Regions from separate parts of the Homo sapiens genome. Here region 2 is linked to region 1. Evidence: chromatin contacts called from ENCODE Hi-C data. All regions are on one chromosome and are shown on one strand. The core of a region is the stretch at or near the end of the contact, and the rest is flanking DNA. Distances in the headings are between cores, read along the strand shown.

The links. Hi-C counts contacts between places; a loop is a spot of excess contacts on that map. Pooled maps may share reads with other maps.
Region 2: a loop to region 1 is called in a map of naive thymus-derived CD4-positive, alpha-beta T cell, with 10 times the contacts of the local background. The contact joins the promoter of RPS6KA3 here to the promoter of PDHA1 in region 1. A Hi-C loop is called at or near these places in 1 of 168 maps with a recorded cell type or tissue (naive thymus-derived CD4-positive, alpha-beta T cell), 1 of 37 single-sample maps with no recorded cell type and 13 of 50 pooled maps.

Annotation. Positions count from the first base shown.
Region 1 is chrX:19,338,352-19,345,610 of GRCh38, reverse strand. PDHA1 (pyruvate dehydrogenase E1 subunit alpha 1) reads right to left here and starts at 1,684. Exons shown (of 11, transcript NM_000284.4): 1 at 1,517-1,684. The coding sequence starts at 1,573.
Region 2 is chrX:20,264,682-20,271,929 of GRCh38, reverse strand. RPS6KA3 (ribosomal protein S6 kinase A3) reads left to right here and starts at 5,021. Exons shown (of 22, transcript NM_004586.3): 1 at 5,021-5,366. The coding sequence starts at 5,298. RefSeq lists silencers at 4,245-4,539, 4,961-5,180, 5,301-5,560 and an enhancer at 6,741-6,790.

The DNA of each region.
Region 1 (7,259 bases), core at 435-2,934:
GGGAACGCTTTTTTTTTTTTTTTTTTTTTTTTTTTTTTAAAATACGGAGTCTTGCTCTTGTCGCCCAGGCCGTAGTGCAATGGCACGATCTCCGCTCACTGCAAACTCCGCCTCCCGGGTTCAGGCTATTCTCCCGCCTCAGCCTCCCGAGTAGCTGGGATTACAGGAGCCCGCCACCACGACCGGCTAATTTTGTATTTTTAGTAGAGACGGGGTTTCACCATGTTGGCCAGGCTGATCTCGAACTTCTGACCTCAGGTGATCCACCTGCCTCAGCCTCCCAAAATGCTGGGATTACAGGCCTGAGCCACCGCACCCGGCAGTTTTGTCATTATTTTAGGCAACAGGATTCCTAGAGGGGCATACCTCTTACCTTTTGACAATCTCTGCCTGTACTAAGTAGAGCGGTATCAAGTCCTGGGGGAAATACCAGAATCCCGAGGCCTGCAGTTACACCAATTAACACGACCTCACTGTGCCTAGGGGGGTCAGAATGCTAGCTCAGGTGTTAGGCACCTCTAAATGCTGAGGCCATGAAATAGTGCTAAACTCTACCCCCCACCCCTCAAGCATCGTTGCTCTTTGCTTTAGCTACTTGTACCCTAAGAATGTGTAGGTAAGGGGAGGGGAGGGCAGCGTCCTCTGAGTTCTGCTTCGGCGCTCCTGAACTCACTGCCAAGAAAAGCTCAGATGTTGAGGGAGAGGGAAGAGGAGGAAGTTTGTTTCTGAAGAGGCTGACCTTCTGTGAACCCGCCTCAGAACTGAGCACAGGTGTTCAAGAAATGTATACCGAACTGGAGACTCAATAAATAACACTATTCAACACACATGTTATCGATTATGTGCCAGGTGCTATTTGGAATCGTTTCCACACGTGTCACTCGTTGAATCCTCAAGACAACCCCAAGAGGTGGGGACTCTTATTATCTCCATTTTAGAGTTAACTGATAACATTTCAGAGATAACTCTTATCTCCATTTAGAGATTAACTCCACTTCGAGCAAACATTTTAGGAAACCGGGTCCCCGGGACGTTTAAAAACTTGCTCAAGGTCACAGGGCTAGTCAATGGTGAGGGTGCTGTTTGAACGAAGCCACCCTGTCTCCAGATTCTACGCTATTACAAAGCCTCTCGGTCAAGAGAAATTAAGTTAGAAGATCCGAAATGAGTGGGGTCAATTGGAGACTCGAAGGAGGCCGAGGCCACCCTTTCCGTGTCCTGTAACCCAACAGGCACCTCTTGAGCACACCGACTTCGCCTGGCGCACAGCTGGGCCCGGGGGCGGGAGGTGGGTGTCGAGAAGGGGGAAGTTCACACGGACCTTGGCGTGATCCCGGTCCGTGCCGCTTCTCCCGAGGCCAGGAACGGAATGCAGGGCGCGGAGGCGAAGTAAAGGCTCCCCGGCTCCCCTGGCGCCTTCCACCCCGCTCTGGGTGGCCCGGCCTGGCCCGCCCTGCCCTCCGGCCCCGCCTCAGCCCCACTCGCGCCCCATCCCGGCCCGCCCGGGAGGTCTCACCGGCTTCTGAGAAGCGCCAGACAGCACGCGGGAGACGGCGGCGAGCATCTTCCTCATGAAGCACAGGCAGTGGCGGCAGCGGCGACTCCTCACAACCCAGGAGGCACGACGCGGGTGCCCCCAAGTCTCCTTCAGGTGCCCCAGCAGACGCCACGCCTCAGTCGCACCGCGGCGTGACAGAGTCGTAATAACGTCATGCGCTGCGCCGGGCCGCGGGCCAACCAGAACGGCGTCCAGGGGGTGCCCCGCCCCCGCTAAAGGCCTGAGGCTGCCCATTGGGTATCAGCGCCAGAGAGGGAGGGGCTGAGGGCTCTTTCCGACGCCACGCCGCGGGCGGGTGAGGAGGCGGGGCTTGATAGCGCCTGCGTGGGAAGGTGGGGCCCCCGCCTCCAGGGCGCCGCGGGAAAGGAGCCTTCCTAGATTCCGCTCTGCTGACTACCGGGGAGGTTGTGCAGGCCCCGTCCTACCGAGCGCCTACTCCTGCCGGTGCTGCAGCTCTGCAGCCCTCGTTCAGTACATCTCGTTCAGTACACTAGATGATGAAGATTAGCAGCATGCTCAGAGCCAAAAGACAGAACATCTGGTTTCTGTAAATGGTCTGCCACTAACTTTGTCTTTAAAAGATCACGTAGCAGTTGGACAGTTCTGCCCTGTCTACTTGAACGCGGATCAAAAAATTTGTTTCCCAATATATGTCGAGAGGACAATGGGAAAAATCTTTTTTCTCTAGTTATTGGTTCACAGGCTCACTGCGAGTTAACAGCGTGGCTCAGCCGATGATAAAAGCACACACAGAGACAAAACACCAAAGCAACAAGGGGCTCTATTCAGAGGATCAAAGGGCTCAGGAACCCATTGTGTTGTGTCCTAGTGGGATTGCACCTGGGGTTCCGGGTTCAGATTTGGGCTCCACATTTTAAGGGGGATAATGAGTAAACTGAGTGGAATCCAGGGGACAGTGGTCAGAACGGTGAGGGGCTGCGATTGTGACTTATGAAGAACGATTAAAGAAGTTAGGAAGAAAACAGGCTAACTAGAATTGGCTGGGTTATGATGTAACAACTGACCTCCAAATTTCAGTGATTTCAAGAATTTGAAGTGACGCGAGCCATCGTACTCGTAACACAGGTCCCTCACAGCGTGGCACCCTCTCTCTGGAACTTAGCTTGTCTCATGGATGAAGAGAAAAGGGATCATTTAAACCGGCTCTCAAAGCTTCTGCCCAGAAGTGACACATGTCACTTCCTCTCAATTTTCACGGACCAGAGCTAGTTACCCGACCATGTCTGAGTTCCACAAGGTGAAATATAATCCTCCTGCCAGGAGGAGAACAGAAAATTGGATGAACAGTAAAACCAGAGAGGATTGGATATGTCTTCACACATTTTCAGGCCAGTCATGTTCCAGGAGGAAGAGCTATTTTGTGTGTGTGTGTGTGTGTGTGTGAATAAAATCATTTCATTTCAGCATAACAATGAATTTTCTAACAATGACAATGGTCCAATGAGATAATTCTCTCCCAGTGTCACTGAAAGTATTCAAAGCAGAAGTTCAAAGCATGACCAGCTCTCAGCATAGCTAGAGAAATAATTTGGGCACTGGGCCAGACTCTGGACTGAGAGATCGTGTTGCAGTGGAAGAAAACTTCTTAAAGGAGTGAGAGGGCGCCATTAAAAGGCAGAGATGGACGTGAGAAACTTGCATGGTATGATTTCAGCAGCTGCTGCTGCTGATAGAATATGAAAGGTAAAAGAGAATGAAAAGGTTGGAGGCCAGATGTCCAGCTCAGGAGAAAAAGCTGGTCTGAATGGTTTGGGACATGTTGACCTGGTGGTGGCAGTGGCACAGCTATCTGAAGATGTCCCCCGGGAAGTTGGAGTTGTAAGTCTGGAACATTTGCTAAAAATATTAATTTGGGAGTCATCTCCACGGGGTGGTGATATTGGTTGTGCATGTACGGGAACTCTGTAGGCCATATGAATATGAATTCATTCATTCATTTGCTCATTCATCCAACACCTATTATTGAGCACCGATTTTGTGTCAGACACTGTACTACACACTGAAGATATAGCAAGGAACAAGTAAAATATAGGTCCTACTTAAATACATGATTGAACAAATCAATGGGTTAGAAGGAACAACTTTTCCTTACAGTAGAATTCCAATTAATTAATATAGAAGGAATGATGAAAATAGAAAAAGAAAATCACCATTTGGCAAAGACCACAGTAACTGTTGCAGGTGAGAATTATCATCAATACAGGCTAAAATTAGTGGGTAAATGTATGATGAGAAACAGGACATTTGCCTCATCTCAAATGATCTCTCCACTAGATTCATTACAAAGTTTAAAGTAACTTTGCAGTGCAGAAACAAAGTAACCAATTTTTCAATGACTAGGATATTTTCTCTGCACTTCTTGTTCTTCATATATATACATATATATACACACATACGTGTATATATATATATTTTATTTATTTATTTTTTTGAGACAGAGTCTCGCTCTGTCGCCCAGGCTGGAGTGTAGTGGTGCAATTTCAACTCACTGCAAGCTCCGCCTCCCAGGTTCACGCCATTCTCCTGCCTCAGCCTCCCGAGTAGCTGGGACTACAGGTGCCCGCCACCACGCCCGGTTAATTTTTTTTGTATTTTTCGTAGAGACAGGGTTTCACCATGTTAGACAGTATGGTCTTGATCTCCTGACCTCGTGATCCGCCCGTCTCAGCCTCCCAAAGTGCTGGGATTATAGGCATGAGACACTGCGCCCGGCCTCTTTTTTTTTTTTTTTTTTTTGAGACAGATTCTCACTCTGTTGCCCAGGATGGAGTACAGTGGTGACATCTTGGCTCACTGCAACATCTGACTCCCAGGTTCAAGTGATACTCCTCATTCAGCCTCCCGAGTAGCTGGGAAAACGGGCGAGCACCACCATGCCCGACTAATTTTGTATTTTTTTAGTAGAGACGGGGTTTCACCATGTTGGCCAGGCTGGTCTCAAACTCCTGACCTCAGGTGATCTGCCCACCTTGGCCTCCCAAAGTGCTGGGATTACAGGTGTGAGCCACCGCGCCCAGCTGTTTTCAGATATTTGAAAGCAGAGTTGGAAGCAACTTTGAAGGTGAGGGACACTGTGAGATGCTGTGTCAAGTGGTGACAGGTGATGATTGTGGTTAATAGTCATTAACTATAGGCTATAGTAACGTTATAGTAATGTTATAGTCATTAACTATAGGCTATAATAACTATAGGCTATAGTAACGCGCTAGAACATTCACAAAAGACTCTTGTATCAGGAGAGGAGGCCGGAGAGAAAGAAAGATTTGCAAAAGGCGGGAAGAGAAAGTCTTAAGAAAGGAGGGCTCGTTAATCTTGGGGGAAATTGTAATCCCAGCACTTTGGGAGACCAAGGCAGGAGGATCACTTGAGGCCAGGAGTTTGAGGCCAGCCTGGGCCACAAAGTGATACTCGTCTGTACAAAAAATAAAATAATTAGTCTGGTATGGTGTTGCATGCCTGTAGTCCCAGCTACTAGGGATGCTGACGAGGGAGGATTGCTTGAGCCTAGGAGTTTGAGGCTGCAGTAAGCTATGGCGGCATCGCTGCATGGCGGCCTGGGTGACAGGGCGAGACCCCATCTCTCTAAAAAACAAAACAAAAAAAACGTATCTGGGTGAAGCAGGGCAATTTTGATTAGAGACCCTGAAATATGCCTTTTTACCTTTCGTTAGCGAATCACCCTACAAGTATTCGATCAAGCTGAGCTTTAAGGCAAATCATGCTCCTTGACATGTCTCCGGTTTTCCAGTAAGAAACACCCATCCCCCAGCAGATGAATTAGAGTAGGACAATCATATACATGTGTCATAAAAGTCAACAAATCTTTGCAAATGTCTTTGAGGTACTAAGCAGCAGCTGGTGAAAGGATTATGGCTAGGGGTCATTTTAACTTTGGAACCATATAAATGTTTTTACACGACCATAAAACACAATGACATAACAATGGAAATGAAATATAACAAACCAATTTAATAACATACCAAGTTGTCAGCATAACCCCGCAGAGAATGATTTCAAGTTATTTCACACCACAGCAATGTGACTGCATATGCCTGGTGGGGTATAGCCTAAAGACAAAAGGAACTGGAAAAAAAAATCTTAAGGCGAGGCTCACACCTGTAATCCTAGCACTTTGGGAGGCTGAGGTGGGAGGATCATTTGAACCCGGGAGTTTGAGACCAGCCTAGGCAACATAGGGAGACCCCATCTCTACAGAAAAAAATCTTAAATTGTTCTCATTTGTCAGGTGTTATTATTTAAGACTGCACATACCCACACTGATAAAGTAAATATATAATTATGTTAATGCCATTGGGAACCAAGATTTTCAGTATAAAAAACAGAGACACAAATGTAAAATTCAACAGGTCAAAGCCAAGAGGTCCTGAATTTGAATTGGAAATATCAGTATAAACTCATGATTATTTCCCCCCCTCAAGATACACACACACACACACACACACACACATACATACATCTTGGCTAGGCTCGGTAGCTCACACTTGTAATCCCAGTACTTTAGGAGGCCAAGGTGGGCAGATCACTTGAGCTCAGGAGTTCAAGACCAGCCTGGGCAACATGGTAAGACCCTGTCTCTACACGATATAAAAAATTAGCCGGCCATGGTGGCGCATACCAGCAGTCCTAGCTACTAGGGAGGCCAAGGTAGGAGGATCACCTGTGCCTGGGAAGTGGAGGCTGCAGTGAGCCATCATCGTGCCAGTGCACTCTAGCCTGAGCAACAGAATGAGACTGTGTCTCAAAGCAAAAACGATGTGTGTGTGTGTGTGTGTGTGTGTGTATGTGTGTGTGTATCTTAACTCTCTCCACTGGAAATACCTAGAAGCAAAGACCAGCCCAATAGTAATTATTCTGAAATCTGGCAAAGGGAAAGAACCAAGGATTTATCCTGTCTTTCTTACATAGACTGAATTTCAATGTCAACAAACAGTTGATGAGGAATAGTTCTTTATAGAATAATTTCCAGCAGTAAATAAAAAAGGAACCATATAATTTTAATATCCCTGTGTTGTAACCCCTGAGGAAGTACTAGATCAAGCTGTTGGGGGATTTGTAATGTTTGGGCGGCTTTAACAAAATACGTGAGACTGGGTAACTTATAAACAACAAACACTGATTGGGCTTGATGGCTCATACCTGTAATCTTAGCACTTTCCGAGGCTGAGGCAGGTGGATTGCTTGAGCCCAGGAATTTGAGACCAACCTAGCAAACGTGGTGAAACCCCATCTCTACAAAAAAGACAAAAATTATCTGGGCATAGTGGCAGGTGCCTGTAGTCCCAGCTACTTGGGAGGCTGAGATGGGAGGATGGCTTGAACCCGGGAGGTCGAAGCTGCAGTGAGCCACGATTGTGTCACTGCACTCCAGCCTGTGTGGCAAAGCAAGACCCTGTCTCAAAAAAAAAAAACAACAAACAACAACAACAATAAAAACCAACCAAACAAACAAACCCAGACATTGATTTATTATGGTTCTGGCTGTTGGGAAGTCCACGGTCAGGGCATTCAGTGTCTGGTGAGGGCCTTCTGGCTGAGTCCTCACATGGCAGAAGAGTGGAAGGGCAAAAAATTGCCTGGGGTGTTCCCTTCAACCTCTTCCATCAGGGTGCTAATTCCATTCAAAGGGGCCTGGGGGAGTGGGGCAGAGCTCCATCCTCAT
Region 2 (7,248 bases), core at 3,772-6,271, 920 kb before region 1:
TGAGCATTACATAAACTAGATTTTGATCATAGCCTATGAGGCAATTGACCTGTAATCATTTGCATTTCAACATATGTAGCTCAAAAAACAGAAGAGTAAGTTGCTCTACATTCTTTTATTTGCATTTCACAGGTTACTTACAGTATCATTTTTTGTGATACAAGAGTGCCCTAAAGAAATAGATCACACTACAATAAAATGCTCACACAGCAAATGGAACGAGGTAACTTTCAAGAGTGAGATATTTGAATTACATTATGTATGCAGGAGTACTCCCTTTCTGCAGCTGATAACAATACCTCCATTTATTGAATGTTTCCTATGTGGCAGGCACCATGCTTAATGCTTTACAGACATTACCTCCATTTAATCTTCCCACCAATCATACAAGGCAAGTATTATTATTCCTATTTTCAGATGAGAAAAACAAAGTTTATTCTGCAAATATTTGTTGAACAGCAACTACATGCCGGTCTAAGCAAAGCTGAAGCTAAGATAAAGAATCCTGAAGTTTGGACACAGGCCTGTCTCTGCTCTTATCATGACCCCATCCTGCCTAACTGGAAAGAATGTTAAACATTTCATGTATTTGTATTATAGATTGTCTTCACCTTTATAGATTTTACTGTCTTTCATCATATGCAACTCTAAAATCTTTGAACTTTGTATCTGGAAGGGAACCTAGAACCTTACATTTTCCAAAATTTGAATTTTCTCAAATAAAATGTTCAAATTGATGTAGAAATGCCTGTTCTTTAAGATCTGTGTCAATCAGGAAAATAGCCTTAATAATTTTTATTGGAGACATTTCAAGGAAAAAACAAAATTCACACACATGAAACATATGTAACCATGTATTTTGTTAAACTATTGTCTTATATGAGATAAGATTTGAGCCTAAATCTTACCTTTCTTTCTCTCTGAAAAGAAAGTTAAATAGTCTCTGGCTATTACCTTTCCTTTTTTTGTGAAAAAATAAATAGGCTTTGGATAAATATGAATCGAAATAAATATGCTTTGGATAATATAATTTGGATAATCCAGATGAAAGGAAAAAACTTTTTCCTAGAGGTGATGATGATTACACTTTTGGGATTTTCTACAGTAGTGACAAATCTATATGTACAGAGCTGTGAACTTTGGATGTATATGAGGTAGAGATTGTGCCATGAGCCATAGTTAGTCATCTTGCAACTTTTCCAGACTGATGTAACTCTATTTTTTGAACAAATGTTATTTTGTTAAATAAATGCCCATTTAAACTTGTATACAAAGGTTATAATTATAGCAGGAAATTGTTGGGGGCAGAGGAGGTTAAATCTAGTTGTCCCGTCATACATTAGGAATGATTTCTTGGAAACCTCCTTCAGATTTTCTACTGAGGTTTGCTGTTTCGCTCTACTGTAGTTTCAAGTAAGAACTTTCCAATATTTTGGTTCTGACTGGGAGATTTGTTGGGGAGGGTGGGGATCAGTAGGTAACTGAATCAGCCCTTTCTGCTGATTCTGCACTAAGGAAGCCAAAAAGACATTGGAATCTGAAGATATCACTTAACATTATATGACTTGTAGGAATACATAAAAGTCTCGAAAGCCACATATGTAAGTATACATTTATAGTAGCCACATTAAAAAGTTTTTAAAAGGTGAAATTAATTTTAATGAAATATTTTATTTAACCCAATATATCAAAAATATCATTTCAACATGTTGTGAATATAAAAAATTATTAATGAGATACTTTATATTCTTTTTTTTTTTTTTTTACTAAGTCTGAAATCTAGAAAGAACTTCACATTTACAGCACATCTCAACTTTGACCAGCCAACCTCATTTGAAGTGCTCAGTAGCCATGTGTGGCTACTAACCACCGTATTAACCCATGCAGGTCTGGCGATCTGAGGCAGCTATTCTTTGAACAGCTACACTTAGAGTTTTCCTTTGTTAAACAGAGGGGAAAAGTAATCCTGCTTAGGGCAATATCAGCTTCTATGTTCAAGTAACTCTTTTTGCTACCACCTTCAAGAAAAATCCTCCAGCCTCATTTGATTTTTCCAAATTCTCCTAACCAAAGAGAGTGGTTGCACTGCTCTTGGATTTAATAGAAGAAATAAAAGAGAAAAAGTTTATTGTTAACAACAAAAAATCATTTTCTTTGCTTTTGGGGCAAAAGGAAGAATAATGTTCTTCTAAATAAATTCAATCAATTCATAAATACTTATCAAATTGATCCTCTGTGCAAGACATCTGTGGTAGTGGTACTTTAACTGGTTTGTTTGTTTGTTTGTTTGTTTGTTTTTGAGACAGAATTTTGATCTTGTCGCCCAGGCTGGAGTGCAATGGCACGATCTCGGCTCACTGCAACCTCCGTCTCCCGGGTTCAAGCGATTCTCCTGCCTCAGTCTTCCGAGTAGCTGGCATTACGGGTGTGCACTCCCGGCTAATTTTGTATTTTTAGTAGAGACCGGGTTTCACCATGTCGGCCAGGCTAGTCTGGAACTCCTGAGCTCAGGTAATCCGCCCACCTGGGCCTCCCAAAGTGCTGGGATTACAGGGGTGAGCCACCGCACCCGGCCACTTTAACCCATTATTAACAGTTCATGTAATGCTTAATTCACTGAAACGTGACCACCGCTCACATTACTTTTACAGATCAGGTAACTCTGTTTTAAAAGTTATTCCTCTGGTTCTCAAGGTTAACAGAGATGAATAAAAGTTGATACTGAAAATGGCATACAATTTGCTTTATTTTAAAATATTCATTCTTTGCGTGGGGGTAATTAGCACTGAACAGTGTTAGCCACATAACGGTCTCTCTTCAACTATGTATGTTTTTACTAATGCAAGAATGTTAACTGAAATAATTGATCAAAGGGTAGGGGGAGCTAATTTACTTTAAGCCAACCGAATTAACGAACTTCTTTTCGCTATAAGGAGTGGTCATGTGACTCTGCAATGTAAATGAATAAAGCATTTTGTACATAAATGCAAAATAGTACACAACTCCTTATCCTCCAAACTTCTGCAAGCACGTTTTACCGTCGGGAATTACACAGAGAAGGTGCTGCCAAATTAGCTGAGTTTGGGCCCAGGTTGGATTTGCAACACCTGAATATAGCATGTGAAGGGAAGTGACAAAGGCAAGAGCCAAGTGGCCCCATTCGCCTTCTTCCCCAGACCACGTTGAGTCTGCCCAGATGTTGTCCAACCTGAGCGGTCCCCCTGAGTCCAAAGCTTCGGGAGAAGGCGCGCAACGAGGACTTCCTGCCGCCTTCTCAGGCTCCCTAAACAGTTGGAGCCTCCCTAAATGGCCACGAGGTTCCCCGGCCTCGAGCCTGTGCCAAGGGGCGCGCTGGCGAAGGCAGCAGAAAGAGCCCAACACCTGCCTCTCGCAGGCCCAGCGAGAAACCTCGCACCGCCCGCGCAGACCTGGCCGGCTGGGTTTGGGGCTCTAATCTCATCCTCACACCTGCTTAGGGAGGCAGGCGAGGGTTCTCCAGGTGTCTGGGTCCCGGGAGGATGAAAGGAAGCTGTTAATAGGCGTGCGCTGGGAGCGCAGCAGCGGACGCGCCGTGGTCGCTGGGCGTGGGAAGACCGGGATGCCTGGGCCACGGCCTGAGGGTTTGAAGGGACAGGCCGGCTCGGAGATCTCCCTTTGCTTTTTCTCTTCCCCTCGCTGGGCGACTAGCCAGGGGCTGCAGTAGCTTTCCACTCAGCCCTGCGACTTTTACACATTTCTGCCCGGGCGCACTTAGCGCGCAGCGGCTCCTGGCGCAGTGAACACAGGGTCGAGTCCTCTTGGGACGCACCCCGGACGCCCAGGCCTTCCCCCCAAAGCTCTCGCCGTCCTGTGGGGCTCCGTCGCCGTCGGGGCATTGGGTTTCCTTAATCCAGGGCTTCCCCATCTTGGGCAGGAGGAGGAGTCAGAACCCCTCCCCTCCCTCTGTCCCCCTCCTCCTCCTCCTCCGCCCACGGCCAGCCTGATTTTTAAATCTAATCTCTTATTTAAAGTCAACAGAGGAGCAGGAACCCCGCGCTCCTGCCTACAAGATATTTTTAAATAATTCTCCAACCTCTACCGAGAGGGACAGCCTTAAGGAACCTCCCTGTTTTCCCCTCTTGAAGATTTAGGTAGCAGACGTGGGGCGGGGGGCAGCGGTTCCAGGGTCGCAGCTGAAGGCCGAGAGCTCTGCGCACTTGGGGAGGAGAATTTGGGCTGGGGGCGGTGCGGGGGAAGCGACTAATACAAGAGGAATTAATCCCAAATAGCCACAATTTAACAAAAGAGCGTCAACTTGAAAAGACTTGAATCAAACCGGGAGCCGAGCCCCCAGGAGGCTCCTAGGCACGAAGCCTCCCTTGCCTCCGTCGGGGGAGATGGGGGGCAGGTGATTTCCCAGCATGTGACCCTGAAGAGGGAGGGTCTTGGGCCATTACGGGATGCGCCCAGAGACTAGGCGCGTCCGCACGCACGCACCCCCGGAGGAGACAAGCCGAAAAGACACTCCGCACCCCTCCCCGGGTCCTTGGCTCGGGACTGCGCCCCCGGTACTTTGCCCACCTCCCTCCCCAGCTGGGCGGGGACCACTGTTCTCCCTCATTCCCAAGGAGCCTCCGACCTCCTTGGACCCTTGGCGGTGAAAGGCTCCCAGCCTTCGCCCCTCCTGCCTTTCCCATTTCTTTCCCCCGCCTCCCGCCGACGCCCCCAGATCTGTTGGGCTCGCCCTTCCTGAAAGTAGGCGAGGCCCAGAAGCTGAGGTTGGGGCGCAGAAGGAGGGGGGTGGGAAGAGGGAGGAGCGGAGCGCAGCGGCCGGGGGCGTGTCTTCCACTAGCCCAGCCCCTGGGTGCGCGCGGCGGTGGTGGCGGCGGCCGAGCCTCGCTTTGAGAGACAGGTATCGCTTAGGCGCCATGTTGTGAGCGGAAGTGGGGGAGCGCGCGGCGGTCGCTGTTCTGCTGGGAGCGGGCGCGGGAACCGGCGGGGGGGGCGGAGCCGTAGTCCCGGCGGCGGAAGGAGGAGAGGAAGAAAGGGGCGAGACCCGGTGCCCAGCGGAGGCGCGAGGCTCTCGCTCAGCGCGCGGGCGTCTCTGGCCAGGCGCGCGGCTTTCGGGCGGTCGGCGTCGGCGTCGAGCCCTCTCTGGGGCCGCCGCCGCTGCTGCTGCTGCTGCCGCTGCCGCTGCCGCTGCCGCCGCCGCCGCCGCCGCCGCCGCTGCCGTGGGGCTCGGGCGGCGACGGAGCGGGGCCGGCCGTGGGGCGGGCGGGGAGGGAGGAGGCGGTGAAGGCGGCGGGCCGGGGGGGAAGATGCCGCTGGCGCAGCTGGCGGACCCGTGGCAGAAGATGGCTGTGGAGAGCCCGTCCGACAGCGCTGAGGTGAGTGCAGCAGGGCGGCCGGGGCCGGCGCATCTCCTCCTCGCGCCCCCGCCGGCTCGCTTCGCTCCCCGGAGCTGGCCACTCGGCCCGTTCTGATCCCGCTCGCGTCTTTCCCCCGGGCTCAGGGTTTTGGTTTGGGTTGTTGGGGTGGGTCTATTGGCCGGTCTGTCTGTTCCTTCCATCCTCACCCTCACCTCCTTCCCTCGCTCGGGGGGCTGCCAGTGTGGTGGCGCGTGGGGTTTGGAGTGGGCGCTGGGGCTTTGCAAGAAGCCAATTTTAATCAACTTTGCGTGGGGGAAGCGGGAGGCGGAGCGGGGGCCGGCGGGGAGTTGGGAAGTTTGGCCCAGCCGGGTCGGGGGCTTTCCCGGACCTTGGCGACTTTGGGAGATGAGGGAGGGGTAGGGATCGGGTTCACCGGGGAGCAGGGACTCTCGAGTCCAGCCGAGGGAGGGGCTGCTGCGGGGAGACCGGCGCGCGGGGCACGGGCGGCGGCGACCTGTGGGGGTTTCGGGTAGGGGGTGCAGGGTTTTGCCTCCCCCTCGTCTGCCGCAGCGGTTTCTGCTGCTGCAAAGAAGAAAGCGGAAGCCTAAGGTCCCCTACCCCCTCCGTTTCTGAGGTCGCAGAGCTAGACCCCCGTCCCTGTGAGTTTAACTTGAGTTTCCTGTCCATGGAGGTGAGAGGGTGATATTCAAGGAGATCAGCGGCCGCCGTAAAAGGCTTTCTGGTTTTCCTCGCCCGGGATCTGGTGACCGTCCCTGAGTCACCCATCCTAGTGCCCAAAACCCAAACAATATACCCAAACAGGGCAAAACAGAATTTCCCCGGGCGCATCACTACACCGAGCTTTCCTGAACCGCCCCTATCCCAGAACAACTCGGGGTCTGCGAAAATAATCCAGACAAGACCCGTTCCAAGGTATCACCGCTCCTCTCCGGAGTGGAAAATCAATTCCTGATGGTGGCGCGTCTGTGATTCTTCCTTCTTGACTTTTTGCTGCCTTCTCTCCCCGCAGCGGACTTTAGGGGATTACAGGATGATAGGCTGCGTGTGTGTAATAGTTACTGAGTGAGTGACCCCATTTCTGGAAAGCATGACTGAAACGCGGGGGTGGAACGGGGCAGGCTCTGATGAGTGGTGTGCTTGGCGGCAGCCGCTGCCCTGCCGGCCTCCGCAGTGTGAGAAGTAGATAGGGTTACTGGTTACGTCAGTAAAACCGAGGCTCAGTTTAATCTTGAGATGCGGGACACTTGCATTCTCCGGTATAATGGAGAGGGCGGGGGATCAGTTCAAATCGCTTTTCACTTTTTCCCCCAGTCACCTCCGCTGCTGTATAACAATTTTGCTTGTTCTCCTTAACGCACGCAGAGTTGTAATAGTGCTTATGATTGGTGCTTAGTATTTTGCGACTTGGATCATACTTGTAAAACCTGAACTAAATGCTGCTCTTCAATGGAAAAGACATTGATATATGTTGAAAGAAAAGGAAAGAAAGAAAGGAAATCATGTTTTTAAGACTGGCAGAATCACAAGAACTTTATTTAAAATTGTTAACCAGACTAATACTATAAATATTTTATTAAAAAGCCAAATTTATGATGTTTAATAATCCTTTAGATGGGTAGTGTGAAAAACAGTATGCAAGAGCTCGTCATATTTTTCCCCAGAAAATTTTTTGCATTAAATAATATAGCTAAAAGGTTAATAAAATGTTCGCAAAGTACTGAACTTGTGGAAAGAAATTAAATTTGCTTTGAGCCTGACTTTTACATACAAACATTAACAATTGCAACTCAAGATCAGTCCACATTTCTGCTTGGCATGTATCAGTGTGATAGGAAAACAATATCGTTTAGAATTCCACCTTATCCTTTTTCTATCTGGA